2 separate regions of the Homo sapiens genome follow, and region 2 is linked to region 1. Evidence: read pairs that join two places in POLR2A ChIA-PET (ENCODE). Cell type or tissue: IMR-90. All regions are shown on one strand. Links, peaks and the distances in the headings refer to the core of each region. The heading gives the core; the rest is flanking DNA.

Region 1 (12,805 bases), core at 1,648-9,647:
CGAGCCAATAATCTTATATCAAGCAAAACTCACTTTCAAGTATAAATGGTACAAACTTATCAATTTGCATGCAAGGGCTCAGGGAATATCATCCCCAAGAACTTTTCTTGAGGAACATGACTAGGACAAATGACCAGACAACCAAAGTGGCTGACATTGACATTGAAAATGGCTGACATTGGCTAAGGATTGCTTTATACTTTATGGAACTATGACTATGAGAAGGCTAAAAACAACACAAAGTTCCACTACTGAAAAACAGTGGAAAGGGCAGATTCAAATTATATGCATGTATGTATGTATGTATGTATGTATGTATGTGAGTGTCTACGCACATATACCTTTCCTAGCTCTGTCCACTGAAAAGGCCAGGAAACAAAGGCTGATCCAGTAGTAAAGTGCATCCCTACACCACATATGGCTTTAAAGTACAACTTTTCACTAAAAGAACCTGGGGCTTATTAGAGAAATGGTGGATTCCAGGTGTGACACGGGAAGTTTCCAAGATAAGCCTAGAACACTTCATCATACAAGAAAGCAACGAAGGCCAGGCATGGTGGCTCACGCCTGTAATCCCAGCACTTTGGTAGGCCAAGGCAGGCGGATCACCTGAGGTCAGGAGTTCAAGACCAGCCTGGCCAACATGGCAAAACCCCATCTCTACTAAAAATGAAAAAAAAATTACCTGGGTATGGTGGCGTGCGCCGTAGCCCCAGCTACTCAGGAGGCTGAGGCAGGAGAATCACTTGAACCCAGGAGGTGGAGGTTGCAGTGAGCCGAGATCATGCCACTTCACTCCAGCCTGGGTGACAGAGAGAGACTCTATCTCAAAAACATAAATAAATAAATAAATAAATAAATAAATAAATAAATAAATAAATAAAAATAAAAAAGAAAGCAAGGAAGCAATAAAAGACTGCTTGATTATAAGGACCTAGGAGACACTTTGAAGAGGCTTCCACTAGCCCAAGATGAGATAATTTGAGCTTCATAATGATAATAAATGCAATGTATTGAGACATATTAAATAGGTTTAAATCCATGAGTTCTTAAGTGATTTTTTAAAAAAGGAATTGGTCACCTTTGAAATGTGACAGAACCACAGTAGCTCTTCAATATCCACAGGAAACTGGTTCCAGGACCCCAAGGATACCAAAATCCACAGTGTTCAAGTCCCTTATATAAAATGATGTAGTATTTGTATAAAATCTACACACATCCTCCCGTATACTTTAAATCAACTCTAGATTATATGTAATACCTAATACAATGTAAATGCTATATAAATAGTTGTCACACTATACTGTTTAGGGAATAATGACAAGAAAAAGGTCTGTACATGTTCATTACATACGCAATCATCCCATTTTTTTTTCCAAATACTTTTTGGTCTGTGGTTGGTTGAATCCAGAGATGTAGAACCCACAGATATGGAGGACCAACTGTAATTCATTATATTGAGAATAAGTAAATAAAGGGAAAGAATCAAGCATTCAGCCTTCTTTTCCTATGTGAACTATGCCATTGATGTATTGATAGTAAATGAATTATCTCTGTATAAATATATTCCAACTAATAAATGGGAAAGACATAATAGAAATAGAATGGCATCATTTTGCAACCCAAATGAATTAATAGATGTAGACATTAAGCATAACAACTGTTCCTATCACAAAAAGAGAGACAACCAGATATCCTGTGCCTCCTATGATCTTGCCAAATACCACCTAGAATCTTGCCAAAGGGGTAAACAGGAATCTGATCCAGTGTCTGGATCCAGTTGCCAATTTCCAGGAAATACAGAGGAAAGGGGAACGTGTTGTACTGCACCAAGAGACTGCAGGCAGCAAGACCCAGACTCAGGGAAACTCTAAAGGTCAAATAGCCTGGATTCTTCCACATAAATTTTAAGAAAGCAAAAGGGATGAAGAGCGTATCTGTAAATTAAAAGAGACCTAAAGGCATATCAGATGTTAAAAATGATCACGACTAAACAATAGTGCTAAAGACACACAAATGCAGGATAACATTATAAAAATGCATCAAATGATTATGATAAAGTCAGGATATAGTTACTTTTGTGGGGAAGGAGGGACCTGTGATTGGAATGAGGTACATGGAAGGGCCTTCTGAATAGATAACAAAGTTCTACTTCTTGCCTGGGCTATGATTTCAAGAATGTTTACCTTAAAATACTTATTGTGCCGTATGCTTGTTTTGTGTTATTTTAAGTATCTGTGCTTTATTTGATGACGATGATTATGATGATGATGAAGGAGGAGGAGAAAAGAAGAAGGAAGAAGAAAAGAAAGAAGGAAGAAGAACAGCTCACTAAAGCTTAAATAAAGTAGATTGGTCTTACTAGCTGGCAAAAAGGCCTCTAGATTGAGAGTTAACTTTTAAAGCTTGACATCTGGCAAATAAACAGTAAAAGCTGAGGCCCCTCAATTTCCATTAAAAACAACTGAGACATATAAACAGGATTCTAAGACAAGGAATATAATGGAACATTCCATTTTCTGGTCAATCACTGAGTAAAGGAAATAACATAATTGCCTGTTCAATGGGTTAGGGGTTAGTGATCGTCTATGAGAAAATAAAAAAGGGGGATTAAAAAGAGGAAGGAAAAAAGAGAAGAACAGAATAAAGATCAAATTTGGTGACAGGATGGACCTCTGAGCTCCCACCTGAAAGGGCTTACCAGCTGCTCTGCCTATGCAGTAGCCACTCTTTTATTCCTTTACAAAAGAAAGAAAAGAAAGAGAAAAGAAAAGAAAGAAAGGAAAAGAAAGAGAAAGAAGAGAAAAAGAGAGAGAAAAAGAGAAAAAGAAAAAAACAGAAAGAAATAAAGAGAAAAAGAAGAAAGACAAAGAGAAAAAGAAACAGAAAGAAAGAGGCAAAGAAAGAGAAAGAGAAAGAAAAAGAGAAGAAAGGAGAGAAAGAGAAAGAGAGAGGAAGGGAGGGAGGAAAGAAGGAAGGAAGGAAGGAAGGAAGGAAGGAAGGAAGGAAGGAAGGAAGGAAAGAAGGAAGGAAGGAAAGAAGGAAGGAAGGAAAGAAGGAAGGAAGGAAAGAAGGAAGGAAGGAAAGAAGGAAGGAAGGAAAGACGGAAGGAAAGACGGAAGGAAAGACGGAAGGAAAGACAGAAGGAAGGAAGGGAGGCGTTCTCATCTTTGTAGGTAGAAGCAGAGTCTGGTGCAGGGTCAGGAGATGGGAACAATTCCCCACCAAAGACTATGATGTCTAACCAGAAAGCCAGATGCATTTCCCAGGAAGCTGATGGACCACCAGCACATTCTTTGATTTCCCTGAGGGGAATGAAGATTATCAAACCCTCCTGAGAGAAGTATTAATTAATATACTGGGTAATTACTGTTTTTATGTCAGGAGATAGTGCAAAAACTACTTTAACTGAGACAGGTCAGGAAAGCTCCAGATAATTTTGCAGACACCTTTTGAAAAGAGTTGTAAAAGGATGAGGAATGGAAAGAGGGTGTATGACCCTCCAGAAAAACACAGACATGTTCCAGTCCTCACTCTCAAATCTTGTTTCATCTAGAGCTGTGGTCAATTTAACCGGGGTACTGTGCTACAGTTATCTAAATCTTGATGATTTGATAGCTTTAAAAAATCTATAAAACAGAAATATTTTATCCAATTAAAAAGAAAACTTCCCATCAAAAAAATGTGTTAACCTCTAGAATAGATTACTAAGGGAAGTTCTGTCACAAGAGCCCAAAGAATCATGTATTCAGAATCCCCTAAGGTGCAGGTGCACATGACGACAGGTCAAAGAGATGCCTATGGTGTCTCCCAAGGAGATCATGATTGCCCTGTTCCATCACTGCCCAGGTGTGCTGGCCATCACAGGAAGGCAGGAGAGCATGGTGGCTGGAGCAGACATGTATCAGAAAGATTTAAATTCAAATCCTGGCCTTTGTCGCTTACTAGCTCTGTGACTGTGGGCAAATTAATTAACCTCTTCAAATGTTCATTTCTTCATATGTAGAATAAGGAAAGTCATCACACCTATTTCATCAGGTTGTTGTGAAGATTGGCTGTACTTTATTTGTAAAGGGCAAAATACCTGACACTCAATAAGAACTCACTAAATGTGACCCATTCTCATCATTATTATTAACATCACTGTCATCACTGGAAGGAGGGTCTGTTAAGGAACATGATGGTTTAAACCAGCAGTTCTCAAAGTGTGGTCCCCAAACCAGCAGCATCTGTGGACTCAGAAATGCAAATCCACCTCCTCACCTTCCAACCCCAGACCTACTGAATCAGAACCTCTGGGGTAAGGCCCCACAATCTGTTTTAACAAGCTCTCCAGTCATTCCAGGCATATTAGAGTTTAAGAACCACTGACACAGAAAAATCATATGTTGAAGCCTCTTGCAAACTTTAGCAGCCAGAGGCAACCTTGAGTTTTCCAGGAAGGCTGCTAAAATTCTGCTTTTTCATTGACTGAAAAATAATGAACTTGAAATCTAGCCTTAATTTTTCAGCCAGTGATGCTGAAGACAGAATTCCTGCCTGATGACCCCCACTAGCCTTATAAGTAAACTGAAGGCAGAGATTGTGGTTTGCCGCCTATGTATTCCCCAGTATCTCATACACTGTCTGACAGATTGTAGACACTGGATAAATATTCATTGACTGAACAACGAATGAAGAGTTAGTAGAAAGCTAGAGACAATTACACCATTCAACCAGCAGATAAATGCACATCTAAGGGAATCTAATTCCGAATTTGGTTTAACAAATACATGCTTTCTAGAACTTAGAGGACATTCATTTCTTTGGTTTAGTCAGCAACTTAAATATATTTTATTCAAATGTATGACTTCCAATTGAAATAGAAAAAAAAGACTAACAGTGATTTTTAAAACCTCAAATAACTAAATCCCCAGTGAAACTGAATTTGGGCCAGTATTGTCAGCCCTGAGGTTAAAGAGGCAACCAAAAGAAAACAAATGGGAATAAAGGATGTAGTTATTGCTGTAACTCCAATTCTGAGGCAAGATCCTGGAAATAAAGAGTGAAATGACTTTCTCCATGTGTACATATATATTATAGTAGAAGCATAAATTATTGCTTTTATCCTGAAGAATGACAAAATCCAGATTAATCAAAGGAAGATAAATAGACTATACTGGATATAATTTATTAAGGCTGGAAGATATAAAAATTTTGTTTTAGGAAGGAAGGTTTCAATAATTCTATATTTCAATTAATCCATATATCTCATTAAACATGTATCCCCATTAATTAAAGTTTAACTGTTACATGTTTAGAAAGCAGGAATCAAATTATCAAGTAGAAGCATCACATTGTCATAGAGAAAAGTATCTTTTCGTTTAAGAATTAGTACATAAAGCTAACAACTGCCATTCCAGGAGACATAGGAAAATTAAATACAGTTTGGCACCCATCCTCACTTATACCCTGTACAGAAAAAAATTAAAGTAATAAAAAGAATGTCAGCGGCACAGATGCCAGGATCATCCATATTTATCTTCCTTCTTGTATTTGACCACCTATCAGTGCAAACAGCCCTCAGTAAAACTGAATTGGTTTATCAATATTCTCAGCAAAGCATATTTGGTTTCATCAATATAAGATCTATTGCCACCAACAGATCTTGAGAGTCTGGTCTCCTGGCCTGGGAACTTCACCTCTCTTAGAGAGCTGCCACACAGAATGAATGAAAAACATGTTATCTAGAACAGTTCTATACATTAGATAAAAAGAAAAAAGAAAAGTGAATGAATGAAAGTGGTTCCTTGGTGGCACTTGATAAAATAATGTAGAGTTAATAAATGAATTAATAGGGAAGGTAGAGCCTTCATTTTTTATTTTTGGCTTAGTAATAACAAGAGACCCTCAGGCGCTTAAGGAGCACTGTATTAGTCTGTTCTCACGCTGCTATGAGGAAATACCCAAGACTGGATAATTTATTTAAAAAAAGAGGTTTAATTGACTCACAGTTCTGCATGGCTGGGGAAGCCTCAGAAAACTTACAGTCATGGCAGAAGGCTCCTCTTCACAGGGCAACAGGAGAGACAATAAGTGCCAGCAGGGGAAATGCCAGGTGCTTATAAAACCATCAAATCTCGTGAAAACGTACTCACTATCAGGAGAAAAACATGGGGGAAGCCGCCCTCATGATTCAAGCACCTCCACCTGGCCTCACCCTTGACACGTGGGGATTATTACAATTCAAGGTGAGATTTTGATGGGGGTAAAGAGCCAAACCATATCAAGCACCAGGGCATTAATTTGTAAGTAGCTCTTAGGACATTCCTAAGAGCTTAACTCACTCTCAAGGAGAACTCACTGACTCATGCATTCATTCACATATTCATTCATTGAGTTCTCTTTAATTTTGTATTTAGGTGTACCTTTAGATGTACTTCAGTATTTCAAAAGTAGGACAATTGACTTATCCACTTTTCTACGTATTCTATTGACTTTTTTTTCAGTGACTGCAAACTCTTCAAGGATTTCGTTCTTGTAAGACACTTAGAAGATCTCTGTTCACTCTCCAACCTTCATAAAATTATTAAAAATACTTTTAAAAAGTTCCTCATTTTAAATTTCACAATGTTTTCATTCTTTATTTTTCCATTAAAAAGGTTATTTATACTTTATAGCAGTGGTGTTCACAATCACGTGATAATGGAAGAAACTGCAATACGCCTTAAAGAGTCAACATTGTCTGCTGAATCTTTGAAGTTAAGAAATTTGGAAGCTGAAACATACAAAAGATACCTAAGATGCTTCAGCTTCCACCAGCATGCCAATGACTCCCAGAGCTCTATCTGCAGCCCAGCCTCTGTTCTGAGCTCCAGGCTGGATAAGGAGCTGGTTTCCTGACACTATTACTCTAATGGTATAGAGGTCTGCAAGGCTTCAAATGCTCAGCATTCAAGTGTGTGCATGTACACACACACACACACATGCATGCTTGCCATTTGCCATCATTAATTCATAAAATGGAATTTAAGAGTGGGCCTTTGTGTGAGAAGTGAGCCAAGTTCTCAGTCCAGAGATATACTTGGGAGGTGTCTCAGCACATGTTTTCTTCCATGCTTGTTTCTGATGCTAACCAATGTTGCAAATGGCAACTGACAATTCCAGACCCTCCTAGATGCCTGCAGAACACTTAGGTCCTGTCCTCATTATTCTCTCTCCTTGTTGACTATCATTTAAAGAAGCAATGATGCTACATACTTACATTAACTGATGAATAAACAGACAGAGGTTTTTTTGAGGAACCTTGGGTAACGGTTCTGTAGAAACTATATACTTGACCTAAATAATAAAACTGGTTGGTTGGTGACCTTAGAGGTATTTTCTCCTCTTTTTAGTTCACCAGCTTCTGAGTCTCCTTGTTTGTGACGCACGTCAGACCATCAACAGTTAGGCAAAGATGGTAAGATATTATAGTACAAAGAGACTGACAGACTGCTAAAGCTACCACGAGTTAGGACTTATCTCTGATGAGTGTGTATGGTATTCCTGCTATAACAAGACAATTTGAGTGGGAACTTTTCAGTTACATATAACAAATCCCTTTTGTTTAAATGACTGGTATTAAGGTGATTAGCACTGTTCCTTTTGTTTTAACAACTTATATGATGAGAAAGGAACCCTCATGATCTGGAGGGGAGGGAATACAGCGAGTAAGTCAGACTGTACAACCTATGCATAATAGAAGCCCCTCAGGAGGTCACAATGATTACACATTGCTCCATTAATTTGTAGGTAGGCTGAGGAAGATAAGGGACATTCCCAAGAATTTAACTCACTCTCAAGGAGAATTTACTGACTCATTCATTCATTCACTGAGTTCTCTAATTTTGAGATTTAACATGGCCACAGTCACTTATCATCTTCCTCTTCAAACGTCCTGCTACTTTTCCTATTCCCATCTCTCCATGACTGGTACCATCTGCCCAACCACATCCAGATGTCCTGCCTTTTCTAAATCCTACTTAGGTTTCCTAGCCTGAGTTCTGGGGTCAGATGTAGGAGTTGAAAGTGGATATTTAGCAGGTGAGGCAAGTTGAAAGATGGAACAGCCTACCATGGAGGGGGCAGGTGGAGTTAGGAGGCAGGTAACTGGTAATGAACTGTGCCCTTCAAAGAGACTCTAGTAGTGAGCTAAGCATTTCTGGCCTATATGGGTGGACGATGTACGTCTGGAGGAGATCCAAACTGGCCTCCCACTCCACAGAGACAAGAACTGACTGAAATGCTTTTTTGTACAGCTTCTTGGTACACCAGAGGGTATCAGGAAGTCCTCCTGGAGATTTGTAATTGCTACGAGCATTGGCTGGCGGCTGAGAGGCTAGCAGTGAGAACTGCAAGGTGTCATATTAGACACAGGGCCACCAAAGTCCTTAGGAACTCTACAGTTCTGAACAAGCCATGTTATCCAGCCAAGCCGCAGATACAGGAATTGAATGCAGGCCTCTCCAGCCACTGCCACCGTCTTCCACCCTGAGGAGAGTAGCCACCAGAACATGTGACCTTGAGGAGTATGAAGGTCAAAGCTGGCATGCTGAGTTCAAATTGAGGCACAAATTAAAGAAACAAGGTGGCAAGTGGAAGGCAGAAAATGGGAAAATGGGGCAAGGAATCAAGGCACCAGAAAGTCAAAACCAAGAAGGGGCAGAGTTGCTCTGGATGGATTCTGAAGACTAAGTATAAATGTCTATGGGCTTTTTTATCTGCTCCTAACATTCTCTGATGTGGGCAAGCCAAGATTATTCAAATGGTTAGGACAGGGATCAAGAGCAGCAAACTGAAGGTGGTTCATGCCTGAGATCACAATTTTCACTGCAGAGTAACAGGTAAGTTCAACTGCTGAGAGAGAAAGCAAGCGAGAGAGAGAGAGAGAGAGAGGCAGAGACAGAGACAGGGACACGTATGGGTCAGGGACTCATAGAACTGTTTAGGTCTGAGACAGCCACTGTGGGAGTGGAGAGGGAGCTGACTGAGGACACACAAGCACTTCCTAGCAACGCTGTGGGCCCATTTGAAGCTGGAGACCACACATTTGTTGTAGCACCATTACACCTGAGTTTGTGGTTTTCTTGTATTGAGCAGTTTTAGAAGCAGCAGCAGATTGCAAGAGTGATACAAGCTTTGGCATTAACAAAGCAAATGCAGTGGTTACACAATAAGTTAAGGGAGTAAGGGAGAAGCAAATGAAATCATTCACTGGGTACATCTAGGTTGGAAAAGAAAGGAAGGTATGATTGTTAATTTTGTGTGTCAACTCGGCTGGGCCACAGTGTTAGATATGTGGTGAAACATAATTCTGGATATTTTTGTGAGAGTGCTTTCAAATGAGATGAATATTTAATGAGTGGACTTTTAGGAAAACAAACTGTCCCCCATGATGTGGGTGGGCCTCATCCAACCAGCTGAAGGCCTGAATAAAGATTGAACTCCCCTAAACAAGAAGGAATTCTGCCAACAGACAGTCTTTGTATTTGAACCACAACACTGGATCCTCCCTGAGTCTCCATCCTGCCAGCTCATCTTGCATATTTTGGACCTCTCAGCCTTGGTAATCATGTGAGCCAATTCCTGAAAATAAATTTCTCTTTTACTTCTATACACATCCTATTGATTCTGTGTCTCTAGAGAACCCTGACTAAAACAGAAGGTAAGTACGTAGAGAGGAGAAGGACAAGGTGACGGGACATCAAGGCACCAGAGTCCTGAACAGCACATTCAGTGAAGGTAATGGAATGTGGGAAGGATGAAAATTACTACACTCACTGTTAGGAGAGTTTCACATTTCAGATGAAGAGTGGATTTGAATGAGAACAAAACCAGAGGTGTAGAGGTAGAGAACTTGGAAACTGAACAGGCCTTTGAGACGCAGGCATTGGATGGGCTGTCCACATGCACATGAAAGCAGTGCATCAGGCTTGAGCATGAGTTTGAAGCAGAGAGAGAAGAGAAAAGATTGCAAGCCAGGATGTCAGCAGACAGGGAGGGCTGCCTGGTAAAATTCTTCGATATCATCTGCAGCAAATGTCTAACTCCTTCGCATGGCATGAGTGCTCTGCATAACCTGGCCCTTTGTACCTTCCAGCTCAACTTTTCTCAGTCCAGACCAGCGAGTCATCAGCCACGCTGACCTTGTCTGTGGTCTGGAAGCTCTCATCATGCAACTTCTGCACATTCCATTCTTCTTGCCTGGCATTCTGCTCCTGGCCCCAACCATCTCTATATATACTGAAGGCTTCAAATAAACCCAAAAAGAATTCTCAATTTGATAAACATTCCTAATATACCAAAGGCCATCTGGGTAATTGTCTCCTAAAGGTTAGGAAAAGTTCATCCTATCCTTAGTAATTAGTTGTTCCTTAAATAAAGCAACCTTCACTTTTCTTGGAATTGTAGTTTCTACAAATCCTTTAAAAAGTTTCAGGCTACTCAATCTCAATCACATCCCAGTATTTGAGCATTGTGGATTCAATACAGGTAGCATAAGATAATCGTATTAATTACTTGCAGAGATGATGATAAGCCTGCAGCAGGTGACAACGAGTGGACTCACCTCCAAGCTCTTCATTTTTTGCATACCTGTGTCCATTGCCATCTCTCTGCCAGATTTCCAGTTTCAATGTTTAGTGCAAATATATGCTTTTTGCACTGACTTCTTGTACTAGTCTTGATTTTCTTCCTATAGCCTTTCTTGAACTTAGTATGTGATTTTAAAATTGGTGAATAATATATGAGCCTGGTTTTAATGTTTAAAGTATGAGGCAGTTCAATAAACAGATGAGGAGATAGATGCTCCTCAATTACATTGATTCATGGCTTTCCAACTGATAACTAGATCAGAGACTTTGGCAACAAAATTCAAGGAATGAGGCATTACATAAATAAATTTTTTCCTTGGCTGAGAAAAATTTACCCCTTGGACTCATTTTCTTCCCTCCATAATAATTGTATGGGGATGGGGACAGACGTTAGGGGACTGGAGCAACTCCACAGCAAGAGGCTACCCTCACGTGTTTGTTCATCTTCCCAAACCACTGTCACCAAGTTCTCCCTAGTGATACAGAGAGCATCATTACACAGTTCCACCTGTGGATAGTCTTCAACAGGTGACCCTTCTTTTTACAATTAAGCAAGCTGAAGTTCTTCATGGCAGAAATATGATTTCTTTTATGATTATGAAAAGTATGATTATTTTCTTCCTTAAACTAATTGTTTTCTTCCTTAAACTAAATTCGGCTTCCTTCTTCCTTCCTTAATAAACTTCTCATTCACCGTGAAATTGAAAACACAGCCTTTTCCTGATGACCAGATGGCCCAGCAAATTTAATCACTTCAAGCACTCCACACTTCCTCTCCACTACCCTCCATCCATGGTGGGGAAATGAAGAAGCAAATTCCTCATTTCTTCCAGATGCCAACCTCTCTTGTGAACTTCCCCCAACCACTATTATAAAAGCCAGATATACATGAGCAATGAAGTTGAAGAAAGAAAATATTTCTTTTTTTTTTTTTTAAGGCAGATTCTCGCTCTGTCGCTCAGGCTGGAGTGCAGTGGTGCGATCTCAGCTCACTGCAAGCTCCGCCTCCTGGGTTCAAGCGATTCTCCTGCCTCAGCCTCTGGAATAGCTGGGACTACAGGTGCGTGCTACCACACCCGGCCAATTTTTTGTATTTTTAGCAGAGACGGAGTTTCACCGTGTTAGCCAGGATGGTCTCCATCTCCTGACCTCATGATCCTCCTGCCTCGGCCTCCCAAAGTGTTGGGATTACAGGCGTGAGCCACTGTGCCCGGCCGGCCTAAGTATTTCTTTAAAGCTATAAAATAAAACAAATCTTCCAAATGAGGGAAATGGTAAATAAATAAAATAAGTCAAAATTATATTCTTGATTAATGTTTAATTCAACAAGAATGCCACTCAAATTCATTCTAATTTATCTGGAATACTTGTTTGAATTAAAATGTCCTTTCAAATTCATATCTAGTACTCCAGAAAGTAAAGCAAATAAATTTTGATGGATAATGTAGGGCAATGAGTATAGAGTCTTCCCCACATCAATTGATATCCACTTAATACTGTGGGCTCTTCCAGCTAATAAAGGCTTGTCCTGACTTCCTGAATATGTTTTCCTTTGATGGTCTTACCTAGGCAAATTTATTGAAGTTTCCAAACCTGTTTGTTCCACCTGGAAAAAATGAGGCCTTTCGACTTATGAAAAAATATGGGGAAAGAAGTCATGTTGGTAAAGTATTTTCAAGCACAAATAAATTAACTACACAAAGAGGAAATTATTCCCATAATTTGTTCTCGCATATCATCAGGAAATCAATCCCCTCCCCTTTCTCAAACCAATTTTGGAGATGGTGACTAATCTTATTTACATGGGGACTGATAACTCCTTCATTTACTGCTTAAATAACAGCATGCTAGAGTGGCTATGAACTGTTAAGGAAAATTGGTTTGCAATAAGGATCTTTATTAACAGAGTTGTTCAGTGAAACCAAAACTGAAGTGGCAGCATCTATTCTGCATTTGGAAAAGATGCTATTAGAAAATGCACAAGCGGCGAGGGGCAGTGGCTCACATCTATAATCCCAGCACTTTGGGAGGCCATGGGGGGGCCCATCGCTTGAACTCACGAGTTCGAGACCAGCCTGGGCAACATGGTGAAACCCAGTCTCTACAAAAAATACAAAAAATAGTCAGGTATGGTAGTACACGCCTATAGTTCCAGCTACTAGGGAGGCTGAGGTGGGAGAATAGCTTGAGCC
Region 2 (12,805 bases), core at 2,185-10,184, 340 kb after region 1:
TGTGGGGGAACATGCTGGCAATGTGCTGTTGAGAATTTCATTTTCCATAGATATCTGTTACCAGTATAACAAAATTGACAGCATCTGCTGATGAAATGCACTACTCAAAAAAATTTTTTTAAGATTTGTACTTTTCTCCAATATTTTTCTGAAGTACAGCTCTTTACATCTTTTCCAGGGTCTGATGGAAGGCTTTCTCATTTCACAGCTGACAGCACTGGAGACAGAGCAGGATCACAGAAGAAGAAAATAATGTACTTAGCACCTTGTGCTTATTAGTTTGTGATACTATATCGCTAACTGGAAATTCTATTAAGCCATTCCCACCAATTGCTTCTGGATTATAGAATTAATTGGATATGAATTGCTAATAAGCATCTGAGTTTACCCTCTCTTTTCACTCTACCATATGTCAAATTAATCCATTCTTTTTCCACAGACTCTAAGATGGCCCCCAGTGGTCCTCACCTCTTGGTATTCTCACCCTTGTGTAAGTCCCTCCCGAGAGTGAGCAGGACCTAGAACTTGCTTCTAATCAATAAAATGCAACAAAACTGATAGATATCACTTCTATGATTATATTACACAACATGGTATATCTGTCTTGCTAGGAGACCCTCAACTGGCTCTGAGAAAGCAAGCTATCATCTTGTGAAATGCCCTGTGGAAAAGCCCATGTAGCAAAGGACAGCCAATAGCCAACAGAAAGCTGATGCCCTCAGTCCAACAGCCTGCAAGAAACTGAATTCTGCCAGCAACCATGTGAGATTGGAAGCAGATTCTTCCGTGCAGTCTTGTGAGAGATTATGAAGCAAAGGACTCAAGTTGTGCCCAGATTCCTGACCCACAGATACCGTGTGATAATAAATGCATATTGTCTTAAACCACCAAGTTTGTGCAATTTTTATGCAGCAATAGATAACTAATACTCAATAACCTAGATTTTAATAAGTCTACAGTCAAGGTATAGTTTCTTGTGAGCAATTCTTTTTTGCCATTTGTGGAAAAAATTGCACATTTTGTTACAAAATTAAAACCTTTGTGTAGTTTGAATCTTTGTTGAGAGTTATTAAATGTTATTAACTATTAATAATTCATTCATTTTATAATATTAATTGCCAACCCCATAAAATAATATTTTAATATTAGATACTAGAGAATAGAGACATTTGTGAAACAAAGAGATTCTTAGAATCTCTTTGTTTCACAAATCAAATTATATTTTTCTTAGTAATGGTTGAACCCACTCAAGTCATTTCCAAGTGAAAGAAAAATTAAACATGATTATAATTCTTGTTCTACTCTTCTCTCCATGACCACTCTTCTCTTCAGTGGTTATATAAGAAATTAGTTTCATCTCCATTCTCTGTCTACATTAGCAGTTCATCATCATTCTTCAATTATGTAAATAATATGGATACAAGCATGAAGAAGGCAATTTTTTGTACATAATGTATAAATAAAAAGTAATATAAACAAGAATTTTCCAGTGACACCCTAAATAACTGCTAACTGTATCATTGTAAATCAGCCTAGTTCATGAAAAAAGATTCAGTACATATGAAGCATTCAATTAATCATACTGCACAGACACCATAGAGTTATCTAAACCCAAGGAAAAATATTATTAATGCTATTATAATCTTTGGAGACAACCAAGTCAATGCTGCAGACAACACTGCAGATTTTGTCCCTAAAAATATCTTCATAGAATCTTCATTGAACCATAATCTGTACATTTCTCATTTTCTCCAGTTTTATTGAGGTGTAATATAATTGATAAATAAAAATTGTATATATTCATTTTCACAACTGCCATGAGATTGACAGGGCAGTTATTATTAGTCCTATTACTGCATATGGAAATGAGGAATCAAAGAGTTTAGATTATTTGTTTTAGGGCAAATTGCTGAAAGCAATATGGAGATGGAGGTCTCTTATTACCTATACAGGACTACTGCATGCTACTGACAAAAGAGTATTCCCTTAGGACCAGCTACCATAAGAGAAGCGCCTGGGGGAAATATCACTACTTCTGCAGAAAGAAATCTGAATGCCTACTTCACGACTTAATTTACCTCTAAGCTTCTCATATAAATCTGTGTTTCATTAGTTTTAGTTAAAAGTAATTTATTTCAGAAGCCCATAAACATATGTAATGTCCTTGTCTTGAACTGCATTGAAATTGCATTTTAATTTATAAGGTATTCAAGTTTTTATTAACATATTTGTTGTGTCCCGATTATAATAGTTTATAATCCCTCTACCCTTCCTAATTCCATCATTCCTTGAAATTCTGTCTCAAATTTTTCTTTTTCTATAGACTTCTCTGATAATTTCATCAAGCATTAAACTTCACCTTCCTTAACAGTTAACATTTTATTTAATAGAACATGAATTTAAGGTGCAGTTTGATTGCTTTCATTTTATAAATTGAAGTTAGCAATGCTAGCCTATGTCAGGTCTCTCTCATACAATCTTTTCTTTTTTCTTTTTTTTTTTTTTTTTTTTTTTTTGGGGTCAGAGTCTTGCTCTGTCACCCCTGCTGGAGTGCAGTGGCATGATATCGGCTCACTGCAACCTCTGCCTCCCCGGCTCAAGCGATTGTCCTGCCTCAGCCTCCTGAGTAGCTGGGATTACAGGCACTTGCCACCACACCTAGCTAATTTTTGTATTTTTAGTAGAGACGGGGTTTCACCATGTTGTCCAGGCTGTTCTCAAACTCCTGACCTCAGGTGATCTGCCCGCCTTGGCCTCCCAAAGTGCTGGGATTATAGGCGTGAGCCACCGTACCTGGCCCCTTTTACTATTTTCATATGTCTTCTATTACATAGAGCTATGTGGTATTTGAGGAACAAAAGTATATTATAATGATAATTTATATCACCTATATGTAGCACAGCGCCAGGCACATTGTAGGGGATCAGGAGTTAGTGAGTGGTTAGCTATTATAAAAGCAATGCATACTGGAAATATCAGTGGAGTAGAGAGATAGAAAAGCCTGGGATGTTGTCAGAACTCTGCTACTAACTAGCCGCATGGCCTCAGACAAATCATTTAACTCTAAATCTGTTTACTTCATACACCATGAAGGGATTAAATGAAATAATCTGTAGATTCTTCTTCCAAGCTCATATTGAATTAAAATAAGAACTGAAGAGAACAAAGTTGTGTAACTTCACTGTTCCTAAAATACTTTTGAGAAAATAAAGGCAAATAGTTTAGAGATGCTGCAGACCAGAAAAAGCACAAGGTATATTTTCTTCCTTAAAGAACACAAATTGAAGTGTTATAAATGGATTTTTCACACTTACCATCATTTTCACCTTTACCTCTATTCTCATCATTTGTTCATCTTGGGAATAGTTTCTTGTCTGCCTTTTGGGAACTAGATTATTGACTTTTCATGTTCCAGGGAGTCTGCAACTCTGACCCCAGTTTCAGTCAAAGAAATTGTTGTCCAAAGTCCTTCTGAGTAAACAACACAAAATAGAAGTATTTTGTAGACTATTATAGGCTCTCTTCTTGCCTAAAACACAGAAGGCTGATCAGACCCTGTTTTCCTTTCGCCAAAGTATTAAAATACATCGACCAACATAGATATCCATTCCTGAAAGTCTCAAATTAAAAATATCAAAGTCAATGTTACTTGCACGCTATCTATAGATTCAACAAAACCCCAATCATAATCCCAGCAATTAATGAGATGATTCTAAAATTTCTTGAGAAAGTGCAAAATGAGAGCATTTACTCCTGACTTAGGAGTGATCAAAAGTTTCTTAGATGTGTCACAGAATACAAAAGCCATTTTAAAAAATGTACAAGTTAGGCACGATCAAAATTTAAAACTTCTGCACATCAAAAGATCCCACTAAGAAAATGAATAGCCAATTTGCAATAGCCACAAATAAAATAGAACACCTAGGAATAAACTTAACCAAATAAGTGAAAGATCTCAGCTGGGCACAACAGCTCACAATTTTTGAGGGTGAGGCAGGTGGATCACTTGAGCCCAGGAGTTTGAGACCAGCCTGGGCAACATGGCAAAATCCCCTCTACTGAAATACAAAAAATTAGCCAGCCATGGTGGTGTGCACCTGTAGTCCCAGCTACTCAGGAGGTTGAGGTGGGAAGATCATCTGAGTCCAGGAAGTTGAGGCTACAGTGAGCCAAGATTGCACCCCTGTATGCCAGCCTGGGCAATGGAAGTGAGACCGTCAAAAAAAAAAAAGAGGGAGAAGAAGGAGAAGGAGGAGGAGGAAGAGGAGGAGCAGGAGGAGGAAGAGAAGGAGGAGAAGGAGGAGAGGAAGAGAGGAAGAAGGAGAAGGAGAAAGAGAAGAAGTTGATATGGTTTGGATTTGTGTATCCACCCAAATCTCACGTTGAGTTGTAATACCCAATGTTGGAGGTGGGGCCTGATGGGAGGTGATTGGATCATGCAGGCAGATTTCCTCCTTTGGTGCTGTTCTACTGATAGAGTTCTTATGAAATCTGGTTTTTTAAAAGTGTGTGGCAACTCCCCCATCTCAGTCTTCCTCCTGCTTTGGCCATGTGAAGATGTGTCTACTTCCCCTTCACATTCTACAATGACCACTTTCCACAATGATTGTAAGTTTCCTGAGGCCTCCCCAGCCACACTTCCTATATAGCCTGCAGAACCATGAGCCAATTAAACCTCTTTTCTTTATAAATTACCCAGTCTCAGATATTTCTTTATAGCAGTGTGAGAATGGACTAATACAGATCTCTAAAATGAAAACTGTAAAACACTAATGAAAAAAATAAAGGAAAAAGATACTCCATGTTCATGGATTGGAAAAATCAATATTGTTAAAATGTCCATAATACCCAAAGCAATCTACAGATTCAATGCAAACCCTATCAAAATACCAATAACATTCTTCACAGAAATAGAAAAAACAATCCTAAAATTTATATGGAACCACAAAGGAACCAGAATAGCCAAAGCAATCATAAGCAAAAAGAACAAAGCTAGAGGCATCAAATTATATTACAAAGCCACCTGACTTCAAATCATACTACAAAGCTATAGTAACCAAAACAACATGGTACTGGCATAAAAACAGACACATACACCAATGGAACAGAATAGAGAACCCAGAAATAAATTCATGCATTTACAGTCAACACATTTTCAATAAAGGGACCAAGAACATACATTAGGAAAAGAACAGTCTCTTCAATAAATGGTGCTGGGGAAACTAGATGTCCATGTGAGAAAGAATGAAACTAGACCCCTATCTCTCACCATACACAAAAGTCAAATCAAAATAAAAACCTAAATCTAAGAGCTGAAACTTGAAACTACTAGAAGAAAACATTGAGGAGATGCTCCAGGACATTGGTTCAGGCAAAGATTTCTTGAGTAAGAACTCAAAAGTATAGGCAAACAAAGCAAAAGTGGGCAAATGAGATCATATCAAGCTAAAAAGCTTCTACACAGCTAAGGAAACAAAGTGAAGAGACCACTCACAGAATGGGAGAAAATATTTGAAAACTACCCATCTGACAAGGGATTAATAACCAGAATACATAAGAAGCTCAAACACCTCAAAAGCAGAAAAAAAAAAGTCTGATTTTTAAGTGAGAAAAAGATCTGAATAGACATTTCTCAAAAGAAGATGTACAAATAAATATATACAGATATTCAGGTTTTTTAAAAATGTTCAACATCACTAATTATCAGATCAAATCAAAGCCGTAATGAGATATCATCTCACCCCAGTTAAAATGGCTTTTGTCAAAAAGACAGGCAATAACAGATGCTGGTGAAGATGTGGAGAAAGGGGAACCCTTCTACACTGTTGGTGGGAATATAAATTAGTACAGCCACTATGGAAAATATGGAACTTCTTCAAAAAACTAAAACTGGCCAAGTGCGGTGGCTCACACCTGTAATCCCAGCACTTTGGGAGGCCGAGGCAGGCAGATCACAAGGTTAGGAGTTCAAGACCAGCCTGGGCAAAATGGTGAAACCCCGTCTCTACTAAAAATACAAAAATTAGCTGGGCGTGGTGGCAGGTGCCTGTAGTCCCAGCTACTTGGGAGGCTGAGGCAGGAGACTCACCTGAACCCGGGAGGCGGAGGTTATAGTGAGCCAAGTTCACGCCACTGAACTCCAGCCTGGGCAACAGAGGGAGACTCCGTCTCAAAAAAAAAAACAAAACAATAAAAAACTAGAAACACCATTTGATCCAGCAATTCCACTGCTGGGTATATAACCAGAAAGAGAGTCAACATATCAAAGAGATATCTGCACTCTCATGTTTATTGCAGCAGTATTCACAATAGCCAAAATATGGAATCAACTTAAGTGTCCATCCATCAACAGATGAATGGATAAAGAAAATGTGGTATATATACACAATAGGATATAATTCAGCCATAAAAAAGAATGAAATCTTGTCACTTGCAACGACATGAATAGAACTGGAGGATATTACGTTAAGTGAAATAAGCCAGGCATAGAAAGACAAATATCATGTGTTCTCACGCATATGTGAAAAACTTGATCTCATGAAGATAGAGAATACATTGATGGTTATCAGAGGCTGGGAAAGGCAGTGTGGAAGGGCGATAAATATGAGCTGGTTAATAGGTACAAAAATCAGTTAGATAGAAGGAATAAGCTCTAGTGTTCAGTAGCAACATAGGGTGACTACAGTTAATAATAATTCATTGTATATTTAAAAATAAATAGAAGAGTGGGATTGGAATCTTCCTAACCCCAAAAAAAAAAAAAAAATAAATGGTTGAGGTGATGGTTATCCCAGTTACCCTGATTTGATCATTACACATTATATGCTTATATCAAAATCTCACATGTACCCCATAAATATATACAACTACCATACTTCCATAAAACTTAAAAATTTTGTTTTTAATTTTTTTAAAAAAAGAAAATGAATAGCCAAGCCACAGACTGGGAGAAAATATTCACAAAACATGTATCCAAAAATGACTCATATCTAGAACTACACTATTTGATATGGTAGTCATCAGTCAATGTAGCTATATCAACGTAAATTGATCAAAATTAAATACAGTTTTTTTCTCAATTACACTAGACACATTTTACAATGAACATTTTGAACAAATGTAGGAAATTCTATTGGACAGCACTGATCTAAAATATAAAGAAATACCAGAACTCACACACAAAAAAAAATTGAATTGAAAAATAGACAAAAGGTTTGAAAAGATGCTTCATAAAAGTGAAGCTACATGAATAGCCATGAGCACATGAAAAAGTGCTCAGTATCATTAGTCAACAGGGAAATACAAATTAAAACTACAATGATGTATCACTACATAATCACCAGAATCTCAAATATTTAAAGAACTGACAAAACCAAACACTGACAAGGTTGTGAGGAAATCGGAACTTTCATACACTTTGTTAGAGGAAATTTTAAGTGGTGCAACCATTTTGGAAAGTGGTCTGGCATTATGAGGCTTAAATATACACCTGTTCTATGACCTAGCAATTGCACTGCTAAGCATTTACCGAAGAGAAATGAAAACATATAGCCAACAAGACTTAATCGGAAATGGTCATAACAGCTTTTTTCGTAGTAGTCTCAAGTAGGAAAATGCCCAGTCAATAAAATAATGGATTTTAAACTTGTGGTATTTTCATAAATAAAAGGCAATTAAGGCTGGGCACAGTGGCTCATGCCTGTAATCTCAGCACTTTGGGAGGCTGAGGCAGGCGGATCACCTGAGGTCAAGAGTTTGAGACCAGCCTGGCCAACATGGCTCCACTTCTATTCATGTTGTTGCAAATGACTATATTTTATTTATGTTTATGGCTGAATAATATCCTATTGTGTATATATACCACATTTTCTTTATATATTCATCTGTTGATGGATGGACACTTTGCACATTTCATTGTATATAAATTTTACATTTTAAAAACTGTAAGTAAATATTGAACTCTAGCTATTGACACAAATGCTGAAGTATTGGGGGAAGTATACTGATGTCTGCAATTAAAATATATCAAAAATAAGAAGATTAATAGATGGACAGAGGGATAAACAGATATGTGATAGAACAAGGAGTATAAACAGTTAATGATAAAATCTAGGTGATATCAACAGAGTTCACCATAAAATTATTTCAGGCTAAAATTATTTCATCTTTGTTAAATGTTTAAATTCTTCATAACATAAAATGTTGGTAAGAAAATAGATATCCCAGGCCTCCCAGAGATGAAATTCCAGTGTTAAATCTCCAAAATAAAATTCTAGACAAAAATCATGAAGTCAAAATCATGTTTTCTCTTGCTGTTTCCGTAGTCTCATCCAACAACTCCCTGAACTGTGCTTCTCTTTTTCATTTTAGACAATTCCATCCCTTCTGGGATTATGGGGGTTATCAAAAAGAAAACACTCCGGGTCTTTGCAACTGCAATTTTTACTTAAAATGCTGTTTTTGTCTCCTGTGCAAGAGGAAAGACAGACCCTGATTTACAGTTTCTGTATCTCAGTAATCTCACCCAAAATGAGAATGAGCACTGACTAGCTATATTATTTCCAAAAATAAAGTTTAAACAAAAGTCAGAAAGAAAAGAAAATGATTAAAAAGAATGTAGATAAAACGTATTCTCCAATTTCAAAAAACCAGTGCTCTCTAGAGAAATGGCTGGCTCTAGGACTGGGGCAGGAAACAGAAGATGAGCTTAGAGCATCTTGTAGTACAAGAAAGGAAGTGCTAAAAACAAACAAAAACAAAACAATTCACAGTGGCGGGAGGAAGTCAAAGGAACACAAGATGCCTCTGCAAGACTTCCCAACAACCAAGGCTAGAACAACGTGAGTAGTAAAATAAAGCTCTATTAGATTATAACCAAAGTATAAAATATTCATGAACCCACACTGATATAAAGTAAATCATTAATAAATAGATAAACAGGAGGAAGATATAAATCTCTCTTGTCAAAGTATTCCGATTAATTTAATGTAAATATTTACCCCTCAAGGAGGTTGGGCATAACTTTTTATATCTGAAGTGCCTGTAGTGACTTCCTTCCAAAGAGTAGAGTACGGAAAAGGTGAGGGGAGAGAATAACTTTACAGTGGAGAAACCTGACAAACACTACCTCAGCCTGGTGATCAAGGTCACCATCATCAGTGATATGTCATGTTGATAGTATGCTGTATAGTAAAGAATTTGACCGGCCTTCATTCATCCTTGGTTCCTGGGAGGAAGATGCCAAGTACTTGGAATTTCCCAAGTAATAAGAGTGACGGTTATTCATGAGCCCCTCAGATCATAGAATTTATGCTAATAAGATAGTTCAGGATGGGAGCTGGCATGCCAGAAAGACCAATCATGTGATTAGAGACTTGGAGATTTTGAGCCAGGTGATATCAACACAGCTCAATCAACTCCATGGAGGGGAGGGGTCCCAGACACTGAGTTCAAAAATGTGGCTAATAATTCAATCAATCATGCCTGTGTAATGAAATTCTAATTCAAAACTCCAGACACCACAGCTCAGAAGAGCTTTCCAGTTGTGAACACATTGATGTGCCAGGAGCGTGACACATTCTGACTCCATGGGGAGAGGACATGAAAGTTTGTGTTTGAGGCTCTCCCTGGCCTCTTGCTATGTGTTTCTTCACTTGGCTGTCCCTGATTTGTGTGCTTTATAATCGTAAGTATAGATCTTCCCTGAGTTCCGTGAGTCATTCTAGGGAATTATCAAAGCTGAAGGGCTTGTGGGAACCCCTGAATGTGTAGTTAGTTGGGCAGAAGTGTGGGTGGCCTGGGAACCCCCAAACGTATGGCTAGCATCTGAAGTGAGAGCAGTCTTGCTGGGGATTGTGACCTTAACTTGGAGTCTGTGCTACTCCAAGTGGTTAGCATCAGAATTGCATTAAGTATTGCAGACCCTTAATACGATATATTTAAAATGACATTTAACTTCTGTGGTCCTCCTCCCAAAAACCCATAACTTCAGTCTAATGATGAGAAAAACAAATCCAAGTTGAGGGACATTCTATAATATACCTAATCTGTACTCTCCAAAATTGTCAAAGTCATCAAAAACAAGGAAAATCTGAAAACTGTCACAGCCAAGACTTGCCTAAGGAGATATGCTGATTAAATGTAATGTGGTATCCTGAAGAGGATCCTGGAGCAGAAAAAGGACATTATGTAAAAATTAGGGAGACCTGAATAAAGTATGGACCTTAATTAATAGTAATGTATCAGTATTGGTTCATTAATTGTGACAAATGTAACATACTAAGATACTTATAATAGGGAAAATTGGGTAAGGGTATATGAGAACATTCTGTACAGTCTTTGTAACTTTTCTGTAAATCTAAAACTACTCTAAAATAAAAAGTTCATTTTAAGGAAAGAATAGAGGAAAAATCAAAGTGGGTATCTAATAGCCTAGGATACAATAATACACTAAATAAATCAGTAGTTGGTGAGTTCCTGCTAATTGACAGAGTTCCTGCTAACTGACAGCAGCAACAATTGACAGAGTTTAGTTGCTGCTACAACAACTCCAGGAATCTTAAGTCAATTCAACAAATTTTAAATGCAATACTTATTGAGCTATTCTTCCAGTTAAACAAACCTAACTGAATACACTTATTTATCTGCTGCCACTAAAATGTAGAAAGGACATATAAAAGGCATAAATCCACAAGGACAAAGAGAATGGGAGAAAAGATAATAACCAAGAAGTGATGTCAACATCTTAGAAGAGAGGAAGCAGGTAGAACAGCAGCACCTGACCCAGGAAGGCAGAGGCACTGCTCTTTGGTGTCTGCAGAGAAGCTTCTTTTACTGGCAGAGACAAAGAGGGCTCAGGAATCTGTGGTGCTAGGCACTGTCGAAGGCAAGTGCTTAGGTAGGTGGCTGAAAATATAGGGATTTGTCAAAAGCCTGTAGAATAAGCTATAGATTCCTAGTTTTACTCAGTCACAACCCATACATTTAGGCCATAACTCTTTATCCTTTATCCTTCACCACCACACCTTGCAGGCTACCAGAACTATATTCTCAGGAGAAAATCAGCAATAGAGGCTCCAGAATCAGGAAGGCCAGACACAGTAAATGGTGAGGGTTGGGCCTAGGACTGGAAACAGCAGTGATGCTCTGGAACTAGTTTGTACCAGCTCACAAGAACTGATTGCTAAATTTTCAGGAATTTGGCAAGCCAGTTGTTAAACAGTGCCATTGAAAAAACTTAAATTATATAAGCTTACAATTAAATAAATTGTATTAAAAACAGACATAATCAATATTCAAAGCTTATAACTGCCTAATTATTTTTACTATATTTTACTATTTCCTCGAGGTTATTTACGCCTATTGTGTTCGTATGGTAGAAATACTATGTGATGATGGCAAGCTACTATGTGTATCTTCCCAACTCCACATTAAATGACATCATGTTGGTAGGCTGAAATTGGCCATGTTGAGAATAATGACACACAGATGTTGGCAAATGCTACAAATCAGGTCTTTTTTTCCCCCTTTCACATAACTAGTTGTTAATATTTAGCAGTACATCACAGAAGGATTAAGTGAAAGTCTAGGTAGTAAACTGTGGGGCCTATAATCACTTTCACCTACGCTACTCCTAGAATGCTTGCATGTATCTGTATATTCCTTTGATGATTTTCTTTGAAGAAATTTAAAATCCTAAAAGATCTATAGAAACTGCTATTTTGGGGTCTCAAAAACAAAAAAGCTTGCTTGCTGCCTCATCACATATAAGGAAGTCCATCCATATACATAAAGCTCCCAATCAACTTTTAAGAACCATTTGCAAATATAAAAAGACAGCCTAGTATCACCCAACAGTTGAGGAATACCTTTACCCTAAAGACAACAGTGTAGAAAAGGAATTCAGAAGAAATAAAGACAATGCAGGTAGCAGAAGAAAACTTTTCAAAACAATAATTACTAGCCTCTAATTCTTAAAAAATGTTACATTTATGAGATTAAAAACCTGATGGCTTAAATCAATAATTTAGTAGAATGGTTGGGGCTAAAATTGAGGAAATTTCCCAGGAAATTAGAACAGTGAGAAAGGGGATGGGGAAAAGGAAGAGGGGAAAAGGTAAAGAAATGAATCCAGGGGCTCCAGCTAATAGAAGTTCCAGAAACAGACAGGGAAAATGAAGAGAAAAACTTATCAAAGGACTATGCTCCAATCAGAAGTCATTTGCCTGCCCCTGACAAAATACCCGCAAAAACTGGCTAAAATAATGAAAGTGTTCCATTATCTCAGATAACATGAAGTCTGGAGGAACTGTGCCTGGTTTGATGTACTGACTCAATCAACTCTGACAGTCTCAGTATTTTGGCATTTTGCCTTAGGCTTGTCCCCACTTGACTGTAAGATGGCTATTACAATTTTAAGGTGACAATATGCTCTCTCACAGTCAAATCCAAAGAAGAGAAAAGTGGTAACACAATAAGCTCTTCCTATGCTTGTGGCTTATATTGGAAAATAAAACCATTCCCTGAAGCCTCTCCTCCCCCGAGAATACTTCCTTTATCGTATTGACCAGAAGAAAGGTATCACATAGCCACCCTTAGTTACAAGGTAAGCTGGAACAGTAAATGCTGCATCTGGCAAACGGAAAGGGGATTACCATGATTTGTTTTAACAATCATGATGTATCTATCCTGTAGGTCTGGACGCATTGTTGCCCGGATAAAAACGGGATTCTGTTAGCAAAGAATATGAAGAGAATGTCTGTTGAGCAGGCAGCTAAGAACGTATTCTATAATATTGCAAGAAAAA

The links. ChIA-PET counts read pairs that join two places held together with the same protein. Peaks named below come from ENCODE experiments on the same cell type or tissue, not always from the same donor. Only the 100,000 strongest peaks of a DNase experiment are listed, where the experiment ranks them.
Region 2: POLR2A ChIA-PET joins it to region 1 with 5 read pairs; 2 of 35 experiments call an interaction of 5 or more read pairs at or near these places.

The regions. Positions count from the first base shown.
Region 1 is chr14:31,878,460-31,891,264 of GRCh38, reverse strand. No RefSeq gene overlaps it. Among named protein-coding and RNA genes, the nearest start is that of LINC02313, 60 kb to the left of the region's middle. In IMR-90, for the core only: no CTCF peak of the experiment used is centred there; a DNase peak (open chromatin) is centred at 6,324; H3K27me3 peaks cover 143 bases.
Region 2 is chr14:31,541,437-31,554,241 of GRCh38, reverse strand. It overlaps LOC105370438 (a long non-coding RNA gene), which reads right to left. Exons shown (of 4, transcript XR_943723.3): 3 at 3,315-3,471. NUBPL-DT (NUBPL divergent transcript) reads left to right here. Exons shown (of 3, transcript XR_943720.2): 2 at 179-254; 3 at 612-743. Among named protein-coding and RNA genes, the nearest start is that of NUBPL-DT, 13 kb to the left of the region's middle. RefSeq lists an enhancer at 9,721-9,870. In IMR-90, for the core only: a CTCF peak has its summit at 9,895; no DNase peak of the experiment used is centred there.